4 separate regions of the Homo sapiens genome follow, and regions 2, 3 and 4 are each linked to region 1. Evidence: chromatin contacts called from ENCODE Hi-C or POLR2A ChIA-PET data. All regions are on one chromosome and are shown on one strand. The core of a region is the stretch at or near the end of the contact, and the rest is flanking DNA. Distances in the headings are between cores, read along the strand shown.

Region 1 (2,700 bases), core at 122-2,621:
TGAGGCTGCAGTGAGCTGCTACACTCCAGTGTGGGGGACAGAGCAAGAGCCTGTTAAAAAAAAAAAAAAAAGGCCAGGTGTGGTGGCTCACGCCTATAATCCCAGCACTGGGAAGCTGAGGCCAGCGGATCACTTGAGGCCAGGAGTTTGAGACCAGCCTGGCCAACATGACAAAACCTTGTCTCTACTAAAAATACAAAAATTAGCCGAGCATGTTGGCAGGTGCCTGTAATCCCAGCTACTTGGGAGGCTGAGGCAGGAAAATTGCTTGAACTGAGGCGGAGGTTGCAGTGAATCGAAATGGCACACTGCACTCCAGCCTGAGCAACAGAGCAAGACTCCGTCTCAAAAAAAAAAAAAAAAAAACATGCTCCAATTCGTTTACCGGTCCCTTCCCCCACCCTCCTTTGCCCTGATATCACAACTTTGCCCAGAAAGGACTCAGAGACCCCGCCCCTGTACTTGGGCGTGACAGTGCCCTGGTGTGAGGGGGCATCTTCCGCTGACCACCCGACTGACCCCATCCTCTGGTCCCTACTGTACGCTGTGAGTTACAACAGTGACCATGACCATAGGGCCTACTATGTGCAGGGTGCTCAACAGCCCTCACATAAGTGTCACAACAGTCCTGGAAGGTCCCTCACAAGCGAGGAAACTGAGGCAGGAGCCACGAGATCACTGGCCTGTCTGTGGCTGAGCCAGACTTGAACCTGGTCTGTCTGACTCCAGAGCACGTGCTTTTTCCGACACTTCCTGCCCCCCAGAGTCATCCCATTCCGGAATCCAGGCTCTGGGATCCCAGGGCCTCAGGGACTGGGCACCGTCCCCCCAACCACCGCCGAGGAGTGGGCGTTTCTACAGCCTTCTCCGTGGGCCTGCGACCCCCAGTGCGAGGGGAGGGCCGCTGGGGGCTCTGGAAACCCCCTCTTCCATGGGTGGGAGGCGAGGGGCTGAGGCGCAGCGCTGGGCTGGGCCCAGGCCGGCTTCGCCCACACCTGGGATGGAGGCGGAGGCGCTCCGGGTGTTCTGCAGGCGGGAGGCTTTCCACCCCGCTGGCCCCTCACGTCGGCGCATCCTCATGGGATCCTCACGAGGAGCGAGTGAGGTGGGCTCCATTCTTATTCTTTCCCCTGGCAGGAGGCGAGCAGAGGCTCCGGACTCCACAGGTGGCGCGTGGTGAGTAGCCAAGATGAGCTCAGGCAGCCTCTCCAAAGCAGGGGCGCTAACCTGGCCACCTCTCACACCCTGGCTCCCTGCTGGCCCTCTCCACCCCCGCCCGGTCCCTAAGGCCACATCTCTTCCCCGTCCTCGGCCAGCTCAGCCCAGGCCGTCCCTCCCTATGCCCGCCAGGGGGAGTGCGAGCTCCTTGCAAAGACCTCAGGAGGCCGCTGGGAAGGTCTGGACAGGCCAGGCGGGGCGGGAAGCAGGAGGACCCGCGGGGCGGGGACCGGAGCCGCTGGGAGGCCGCCCAGTTTGACGTCCTGCTCCTGCCCAGGCCTCGCCAGGCCCCGGCCCTCCGCAGGCCTCAGTTCCCTTGTCTATAAAATGGGAGGTGGAGCCCTTGGGAGCAGAGCTGCTCACCTTTTAAGAGCATGTGAGTCACCTGGGAATCTTTTTAAAGGCAGATTCTGATGCAGTGGATCTGGGGTGGGGCCTGGGAAGCCGCATTTCTAATGAGCTCCCAGGTAAGGTCCATGCTGCTGGATCCTGGATTCATCTCTCTTTTTTTTGTTGTTGTTTTGTTTTTTGAGACGGAGTTTCACTCTGTCGCCCAGGCTGCAGTGCAGTGGCGCGATCTCGGCTCACTGCAACCTCTGCCTCCTGGGTTCAAGTGATTCTCCTCCTTCAGCCTCCCGAGTAGCTGGGATTACAGGCGCCTGCCACCATGACTGGCTAATTTTTGTATTTTTAGTAGAGACGGGGTTTCAGTATGTTGGCCAGGCTGGTCTCGAATTCCTGACATCAGGTGATCCACCCGCCTCGGCCTCCCAAAGTGCTATTACAAGCTTGAGCCACCGCACCTGGCCTCTGGATTCATCTCTAAAGGACCCGCCAGCTCCGATGACAATTTGTTTTTTTGGGTTGAACGAGGAAGACCTGCCTGTGTCCCAAACCCTTCTGAAGAAGTGGCTGTTCATGTGGTCATTAACTTATTCCCTCATTCATTCATTCAACAAGCATCCTCTGAGCCTCTCTCTGTGACAGGTCCCTGCCTGGTGCCAGGGATATAGAAATAGACAAGATCCTGTCCTGCCCTTGAGGAACTCATGGACACAAGAACCAGAGATTAGCACCCAATGTGATCAGTGCTGGGGGAGAAAGAAGCCCAGGGCAGAGGTGCGAGAATACCAGAGGAGCCCCTCACTAGACATGTGAGGAGGTCAGGGAAGGCTTTTGGGGGAGAAGACCCCTCCCCCTCCCCCTCCTTTGTTTTTTATTTTTGAGAAAAGATCTTGCTCTGTCACCCAGCAATCACTGCTCGCTGTATCCTCAACCTCCCAGGCTCAAGCTCAGCCTCCTGAGTAGCAGAGATTACAGGTGAGTGCCACCACCCGGCTAATTTAAATTTTTTTTTTTTTTTTGTAAAGACAGAGTCTCACAATGTTGCCCAGGCTGGTCTCAAACTCCTGAGCTCAAGGGATCCTCCTGCCTTGGCCTCCTAAAGTGTTGGGATTACAGGTGTGGGCTCCACCTCCTCTT
Region 2 (2,700 bases), core at 7-2,506, 360 kb after region 1:
AGAAGACACTGTCTTTCCCTCCCCCGAGAACCAAGGCCAACACTGGTAAGTATCCCTATATTGCCCTGCGGGATGGGTTTTTCCTGGTTCACTCGCTGAGAATGTGATCTTTCAGTGGTCCTGGTTTTATGTGGGAGTTTCCAATCTAATTTCCCTCATTGTTGGGTCTCTAGACTTTGTTTCTTGTCTCCATGTGGCCCCAAGGTCTAGGCCACAAGGGATTGTCAGATGCTTGCACGGAAACCCCAGTTTCAACACCTGTTCACTCCCTCTGAAGCTGTGTTTCCTCATTACTTTGTGTTTTCTCATTGCTTCTGGCTTCTGATAATTTTTTTGTACTTTCCTGCCAGCACATTCCTACATTAAATTTTTTATTTTTTATTTATTTATTTTTTAGCCAGCATGTACTGGGGAGTTTCTTCAGATATCTAATCTGTAATATTGTTAGACACAGAAGATCTATTGTGTGATCACACAAAAATTACTTTCATTGCTTTTCTCTCTTTATAAAAATAATATATATCCTCTATAAAGAAAAAATAAAACCATGGGCAATCAAGATGAAAATAAAAACCATTTCTCATCCTACAGCCCAGAAGCAACCAGTGAACACTTTGGTGCCTATCCTTCCTTATCTATATAAAATAGATCCTCCGTATTTGTTATTTTGAAAGCTTTTTCCTCCACCCAAACTATGATGAACATATTTTCCTGGACTTCACTATTCTTTAAGAACATCCTTTTAAGTTACCAGAGTGCACAGGTGTGCCATGATGGAGGTGGTTTTGAATAAAAGTCTGCCTGACTCCTGAGTTCTTACTTTTTCCATTGTTCTGTGCGAGGCATTTCCCTCTAAGCATTAGCTAAACCAGAGTAGTTAGGAACCTTGGAGAAAAAGATGTTTCTCACAGACTGTTTCAATTCCCTGTGTCCCACTTTAGGCTTAGTGTGTCTTTAATTGTGTGCAGCTGGGTTTATGCTTGATCTGTTTAGCCTGGAGTTTCTACCGAGTTGTTTTTTTTTTTAAAGGTCCTTAATGGGATGTTGACGGGTTTATCTCACTCTCCTTTTTCGTGCCTGTACTGAGTTTGAGTAAGTCATCAGCAAGCCCTCCATTTATGTGTTTTTAGTGGAGTCCAGATGCTTCTTTTCTGACGCAGATGGGAGTTAAACAGCAGACCCAGGGCCACAGGAATGGTCAGTGGCCACAGGAATGGTCAGCCATGCCATTCTCTGTGGACTTCTAGTTCGTCATTGTAACACGTGTTGGGAAACTCTAGAGCCTTTTCTGCTCTGACATTCAGCAAGCATTTTCTCTCTCTCACAGAGTCACAGGTTATCAGATGGGGGATATCTGCAGGTTCTACACTATAGACTATATCATCTACCCCTGGGACTCTTATCTCAAATGAGCCCAGCTGCTTGGGGGCTTTCCTATGACTACTGTAACCACATTTCCTTATCCAGAAGTTCAGACACATTCTCTGATGGCCTCGGTCCAAAGGTAATAGTCACAATGGGCCAACTCTCAGAGGCCTGCAATGTACCTGAAACTGCACTGTATTTCACATAGATCCTCTAATCCTCATACCACGCCTGCAATGCAACAGGCTCCCTATTTTACAGACAGAAAAACTAAAGATTAAAGAGAGGAGCTTGCCCAGCATCACAACAAATAGGAGAGTCAGGATTGGAGCCCGAGTCCCACTCTTTCCATCCTGCCGTACTGCTTTTTGCTCTTGGGTTTTTTAGAACACAGAAATTCTGAGGGCATGGGAAGAACACTTAGCTAAATCTTTGGCAGTCCCCAGGGCTTGGCTGAAAAGTACCTATCATATGTATGGCAAAGCTGGATGGCACTGGTAAAAGCAGCACCTGTTTTAAACTCAAAACTGGGTTCACATCCCAACTCTGTCACTGAGATGCTGTGTGACTTGGGCAAGTTCACTTAACTCTTCAGATCTTCTGTTTTCTTATCCTTAAAATGAAGGTAATACCTCCCTTGTAAGGTTGTTGTGAAGATTAGGTGAGATTTTATATAAATATATACATGTAACGTATGAATATGAGATTACATGTATTTATTTTTATGCACATTATTTTTTATAAAATGTTTTAAACACTCATTTTACACACACAGATATCCCATAGGCGCCCAGTGGCTGGTATAAGGCAGTCACCAACCTCTCTGGTTCTGCCACGTCTATACTTCGTGAATCTGTCAGTAAAAGCAAATCGGATGGTACAATTAAAAGGATTAGGTAAATGTAAAGTATTGAAAGAAAATATTGAGGTGTATCTTTTCTTCTGTGCTTTGAATGGAGTGACATTTATCTTGTTATTTTATAGCTGGGAGTTTGCAGGGTTTTCCAGCTCAGCTCAGGGATACCAAATACAACGTGGGTTAAATATACAAGCCAACTCAGCTTCATGCCCGGGCTAAGCCTGTCCATGAAACATAAACCGCGTTAATTCCCATATTCATGACAGAGTTCTCTTGGGGGAACAGCATTTGGAGAAAATACTAACAACTAAAACTATTTCCACATTTCATAATGATCATCCAAGGGACATCTGCAACTGTGTGGCTTTGATACATTCTTTTTTTTTTTTTTTTGAGACGGAGTCTCGCTCTATCGCCAGGCTGGCATGCAGTGGCACGATCTTGGCTCACTGCAACCTCCGCCTCCCGGGTTCAAG
Region 3 (2,700 bases), core at 34-2,533, 430 kb after region 1:
GTCAGCCCCCCTGCCCGGCCAGCCGCCCCGTCCAGGAGATGAGGGGCGCCTCTGCCCGGCCGCCCCTACTGGGAAGTGAGGAGCCCCTCTGCCCGGCCAGCCGCCCCGTCCGGGAGGGAGGTGGGGGGGTCAGCCCCCCGCCCGGCCAGCCGCCCCGTCCGGGAGGGAGGTGGGGGGGGTCAGCCCCCCCGCCCGGCCAGCCGCCCCGTCCGGGAGGTGAGGGGCGCCTCTGCCCGGCCGCCCCTACTGGGAAGTGAGGAGCCCCTCTGCCCGGCCACCACCCCGTCTGGGAGGTGTGCCCAACAGCTCATTGAGAACGGGCCAGGATGACAATGGCGGCTTTGTGGAATAGAAAGGTGGGAAAGGTGGGGAAAAGATTGAGAAATCGGATGGTTGCCGTGTCTGTGTAGAAAGAAGTAGACATGGGAGACTTTTCATTTTGTTCTGCACTAAGAAAAATTCCTCTGCCTTGGGAAAAAAAAAAAAAAAGAAAATGTGGCATATATACACCATGGAATACTATGCAGCCATAAAAAAGAATGAGTTCATGTCCTTTGCAGGGACCTGAATGAAGCTGGAAACCGTCATTCTTAGCAAACTAACACAAAAACAGAAAACCAAACACTGCACGTTCCTACTCATAAGTGGGAGTTGAACAATGAGAACACATGAGCACAGGGAGGGGAACATCACACACTGGGGCCTGTCGGTGGGTGGGGACTAGGGGAGGGATAGCATTAGGAGAAATACCTAATGTAGATGACATGTTGATGGGTGCAGCAAATCACCATGGCACGTGTATACCTATGTAACAAACCTATATGTTCTGCACATGTATCCCAGAACTTAAAGTATGAAAAAGAAAAAAAAAAAAAAAGAATGCTGATGTGTCAAAGTCATCCTAAGAAAACTGTACTGCCATGCCATACTGGCATAAAAGGCTACCCAAATCTCCTTACAGTACCATACGATTTCTCAGAACCTAATATCTGCTGCTGAGACCAATAACTATTAGAGAATAGATTTTTGAGGAATGAGTTTTATTGCAGTAATTCTGACCAAATAGCAATTAATCCATTGCTTTTCCCTTGGGATGGCTAAAGAAGGCAGCTGCAGACACATACGTACTGGTGAACACATTATTTGGCTGCCATCGGGTCTGAGCTGCTCAGAGGACAGCTTTGAAGCACTGATCGGTGGAAGAAGCCACACCTGGTGGGATTGGCCCATGCAAACTACAGGTAAACATTCTCAGCCGAGTCTTGCCAACAATGGCAATCTGTGCCTCACACAGTCAAGAACACTCTTGACAAGAACTCAGCCGGGCCGGCGCCATCCAGCCTGACTCAGACTATGACCAATACTTCTTCAGGGTAATATTTCCTGCAGGGCAGTGGCACTCAGCCTTGGCTGCACAGCAGAATCACCTAGGGAACCTAGAAACTTTCTGTGGCCAGGCCTTCCACCCAGGCCAATTAAAATCAGCACCTCTAGAAGTGGAAACTCTAGTATTGGTTTTCTGAAAGCTGCCCAGAGGGTTCTAACGTGCAGCCAAGCGTAAGAAGCACTACCATAGGGTGATATTTGGGCTTGAGCCCAGGTGGTGAGAAGCCTTGGTAGAGGAACCTGCAAACCACCACTTGCTTGGGGAAGTCTGCATTCCTCCCAGTCTTGAACAATTACTGACAAGTGCTTTATTTGTCTGCGCTCATTAGGGTCAATCTGATTCGTCTAGGGATATGAGAAGTGCTATTTGAGATGCCTTTGATTTTTCTTCCTGAAACATTGACACAATGATATGTACTCAACACCTACTTTGTGAGAGCCTGGAATTTGGTAAAAACAAAACAACATACTCAAGTGAAATATTCATTTCTGGGGTGATTTCATGGAGGGAGGGCGAAGCACATATATCCACCAACAGCGCAATGTAATGTACCACTGAGTGGGTGGGGACGAAGCAGAATTACAAGTGTTGTAAATATCATAGAACTGTCATTAAATTGGCCCTGCCAATTTTGAAACTAAAAGTTTATACTGCAAGAGTGTAAACATGAAGAAAATAAAAAGGAAGCAACTCTTACCATGTCCTAGTTACCTATGGCCCTCTTCTCCTGCATTTTATTGTACTTTTCCTGTGCTTGAGGATTTCAAAGAGAAGCACTATGTGTGCAATGGTGGGCAAGTGGGAGGCCTGGCCTTGAGGGAGACAGCTTCTTAGAAGAGATATTCCGTATGGAATTCTGGGTTGAAAATTCTTTTCTTTAAGAATGTTGAATATGGACACAGGAAGGGGAACATCACACACTGGGGCCTGTTGTGGGGTCAGGGGAGGGGGGAAGGACAGCATTAGGAGATATACCTAATGTTAAATGACGAGTTAATGGGTGCAGCACACCAACATGGCACATGTATACATATGTAACAAACCTGCACGTTGTGCACATGTACCCTAAAACTTAAAGTATAATAATAATAAAAAAAAGGAAGAGACATTCCAGATTTGATAACACTCAGAAATTCATCAACGGAAGCCTATTTGTCAGATTACTCCGGATTTGAGTCACTGATTGCTTGGGGGCTGATATTTATAAAACAAAGATATTTTATTAGAATTGTTTAAGATGTAAATCTCACTCACAATGGTAACAGGTTCCAAGAACTTACCTGCTTAGGATACGAAGCCGGGTTAGGAGGCAG
Region 4 (2,700 bases), core at 176-2,675, 340 kb after region 1:
TAGAATCCATTTTTGTTCTTCTGGCAGTACTGTACATCTAATAGGTGATACAAAAAACACATGCTGATACATGATTGTGTAAGTAAAGTATTCTTTAAGACAGAGAACATGAAGAATTTGGGGTAATTTTGCCTGAAGACAAGAAAATGGGCAGGGTGACCTTTGGGCGTCATTTTTCAGCTTATGGGTCTATAAACCCATCTTTAGGGCAAAAATACCACATTAATAATTTATGGTGATGAGAATAACGGTCATTCTGGTTCCACCCCTTACCAATTGTGTGGCCTTAGGAAATGGAGATCAATACTCAGCCTCTGGTTCTCTTCTGTAAAATGGAGATGGACGATAGAATCCACTCTCCAGAGGTGTTGAGGGACTTGATGGGGTGGTATAAACAAGGGGCTGGCACCCTGGTTGGAACATCGTAAGTACCAAAGAAATGGTAGCTGTTATATGACTCCTTTGACATATATTTATTGAGTACTAACTCTGCAGCTAGGGATGTTGGGTCAACTCAAGCCCCACCTCCTCCAGGAAGATTTCGCGGCCTCCTTCGACCCATGACATTCTTTCCTCAAAGAACTCTGGTCCTATCAAGATTAGATTTTTTAAAGAATCTGACTAATAAATTAGGCATGCCTATTAGCAGTCAGGTCCAGAGAAAAAGTCTAACTTTTTACTTTATGCAATTTGAATTCCCTGAACATAGAGTTGTTGTCAAAATCCATTAAAGTATTTAATTTCTCTTGTCACTGCACAATTCCCCAAGCAGACATCCAGACAGTTTGCAGTGGTGTTTCTCACAGAAGTACTAAATGTTTAGTTATCAAGGTACATTTTTTAGATGATGCCTCCCTGATGGCTCTGGAGACTCTAGAGAGACTGTGTAAGTTCAAGCGCAAGGTTAAGGCAGGCAGCAGAGTGGCGAGAGCTGCAGGGAGGATGAATCACGCAGGCCTGGGCTTCAGCTCTGACACTGCCACTTCCTGGCTGACTGACCTTGGGGAAGGTACTTAACCTTACTGAGCATCAGTTTCCTCATTTGCAAAGTGGTGACAGCACCAAACCCACAGGGCTTTAGTGAGCACGAAGTGGAATACCAAATGTAAAGAACCCAGGAGAATGCCAGACACATCGCTGGTCCACGATACAAGATGGCTTAAAAATCCCAGAGATTTGCAGATGCACAGACTGGGGTCTAGAGGCTGCCGTCCCCATCCACCTCCCCCTCCCAGAGGGACAGCCCTAAGGAGCAGTGTGTTTATGGCGACACAATGGCCAGACCCACAGGGTCCTGCCTCTTCACAGTAGCCTCTCCCAACACCCATTCAAATCAATTATTACCCCACTTGACCGACTCACCCGGTGGGAGCCAAAGGTTTCCATGCCAACAGGAATGTGGTGGGCATCCCAACCCCCAAGAAAGAAAACAAAAGCGACTCTTTTAGTTTCCCTACTAACAAGCGCGGAGCTGAAGTCAGAGCTGTCTCTTTCTCAGTTGTCATGGCAACATCCACTGACCTACCCCGTCCTGCCAAACACACACGCGGGAGAGGGAGAGGGCAAGGGGGATGTGTGGGAGGTGGTGGTCCAGGGATGAGGGGCAGCAGAAACGCTCCACAATGCTCGGGAGAAAAGTACAAAAACACCCACTTTTACAAAAAAAAACCACTGGCAAATGCACCCCCCTTGCCAGGGAATGGAGAAATTCCAGTTTTTATTGTGTCGTTCCTTTGGCAATTATGAACAAATTTAGAGCCTATTCAAAAGGCCAGTTCAAACCAGAAGAGGGAACAATTATTAATTTCTCAGCTATGACACAGAGACAGGGGGCACTTCACTTGTACCTCTCCTGTCCTGCTCAGCATTTGGGAGACTGGGGTTGACGCTACTGTCTGCTGCCTCTCGCCACAGCTCAGGGCACAATCTACAGGGCAATTTCCCATTCCTGACCTAATGCAGCCTCAACAACAGCTTGGGAAGAACAAAGCAAGGCACCCACTCTGCAGGCAAGAAAACTGAATGCCGTGACCACAAACCCATGAGTACCCACTTCTGTTTTCTGTTTTCTAGTTTGCTCTCTGCCCCCAGAAGTCTTCACCCAGGAAAACACTTGAATTTGCCCAGATGGGATCAATTATTTCCCACACTCTTAGTCCTCGTGTAGCTTTGAAGAATCATTTTCTGGAAGTCCAACACCTGCCAGAAAATCCACCCAGATAGCCCACTTGCATCTCGGTAATCCAACGTTCCAGGATGAAGATAATACATCCCCTTGAACCTGCTTCTTGCTATTTCCATGTTGTTACTGGCAACTTCATCACCCCAGTGAGCCAAGCTCAAAACCCTGAAGTCAGCTTCGGATTCTCCCTCTTCCTCAGCCTGGTTTCTGGGGACTTGTACAGAAGTCTTCCACTGTCCGTTTTCCATTTGGAGGCTCTGATTCAAATATTCTGGGGCATCCTAGCAAGTGGAAAGCAGTGAGCAGTGGTTAACCACAAAGGCTGTGGGGTCAGGATGCTGGAGCTCTCGCTGCTTGGACACCTGTGTGCTAAGCACATCCTCTTATTTGATTCTCACCACGACCCTTTGAGGTTAGGATTCTTCTTCATATGATTCCCAGTTTCCATAAGAGACCGTTTCCCTATGAGACACAGAAAAATGGCATAATTTGCCCAAGGTCATCCAGCTTAGAAGTGG

What was found. A loop is a pair of places that touch in the nucleus more often than their neighbours do. ChIA-PET counts read pairs that join two places held with the same protein, here RNA polymerase II (POLR2A). Pooled maps may share reads with other maps.
Region 2: a map of endothelial cell of umbilical vein shows a loop between it and region 1 (2.5-fold over the local background). The contact joins two enhancer-like sites. A Hi-C loop is called at or near these places in 2 of 168 maps with a recorded cell type or tissue (endothelial cell of umbilical vein and ovary) and 2 of 50 pooled maps.
Region 3: a map of endothelial cell of hepatic sinusoid shows a loop between it and region 1 (3-fold over the local background). The contact joins two enhancer-like sites. A Hi-C loop is called at or near these places in 7 of 168 maps with a recorded cell type or tissue (GM23248, HL-60/S4, endothelial cell of hepatic sinusoid and 4 more) and 1 of 50 pooled maps.
Region 4: a loop to region 1 is called in a map of PC-9, with 7 times the contacts of the local background. The contact joins two enhancer-like sites. A Hi-C loop is called at or near these places in 2 of 168 maps with a recorded cell type or tissue (PC-9 and ovary) and 1 of 50 pooled maps. POLR2A ChIA-PET finds 5 or more read pairs at or near these places in 1 of 52 experiments (HEK293).

What each region holds. Positions count from the first base shown.
Region 1 is chr9:121,544,785-121,547,484 of GRCh38, forward strand. The region is part of intron 1 of LOC107987016 (a long non-coding RNA gene); the gene reads right to left. Among named protein-coding and RNA genes, the nearest start is that of GGTA1, 46 kb to the left of the region's middle. RefSeq lists a silencer at 1,386-1,435. Within about 2 kb of position 1,372, at least 2 of the 41 ENCODE cell types and tissues checked have a DNase peak (open chromatin) inside an H3K27ac peak, as active enhancers do.
Region 2 is chr9:121,901,579-121,904,278 of GRCh38, forward strand. The region is part of intron 6 of TTLL11 (tubulin tyrosine ligase like 11); the gene reads right to left. Among named protein-coding and RNA genes, the nearest start is that of TTLL11, 190 kb to the right of the region's middle. Within about 2 kb of position 1,257, at least 4 of the 41 ENCODE cell types and tissues checked have a DNase peak (open chromatin) inside an H3K27ac peak, as active enhancers do.
Region 3 is chr9:121,971,273-121,973,972 of GRCh38, forward strand. The region is part of intron 6 of TTLL11 (tubulin tyrosine ligase like 11); the gene reads right to left. Among named protein-coding and RNA genes, the nearest start is that of TTLL11, 120 kb to the right of the region's middle. Within about 2 kb of position 1,284, at least 11 of the 41 ENCODE cell types and tissues checked have a DNase peak (open chromatin) inside an H3K27ac peak, as active enhancers do.
Region 4 is chr9:121,882,932-121,885,631 of GRCh38, forward strand. All of the region lies in intron 6 of TTLL11 (tubulin tyrosine ligase like 11), which reads right to left. Among named protein-coding and RNA genes, the nearest start is that of TTLL11, 210 kb to the right of the region's middle. Within about 2 kb of position 1,426, at least 2 of the 41 ENCODE cell types and tissues checked have a DNase peak (open chromatin) inside an H3K27ac peak, as active enhancers do.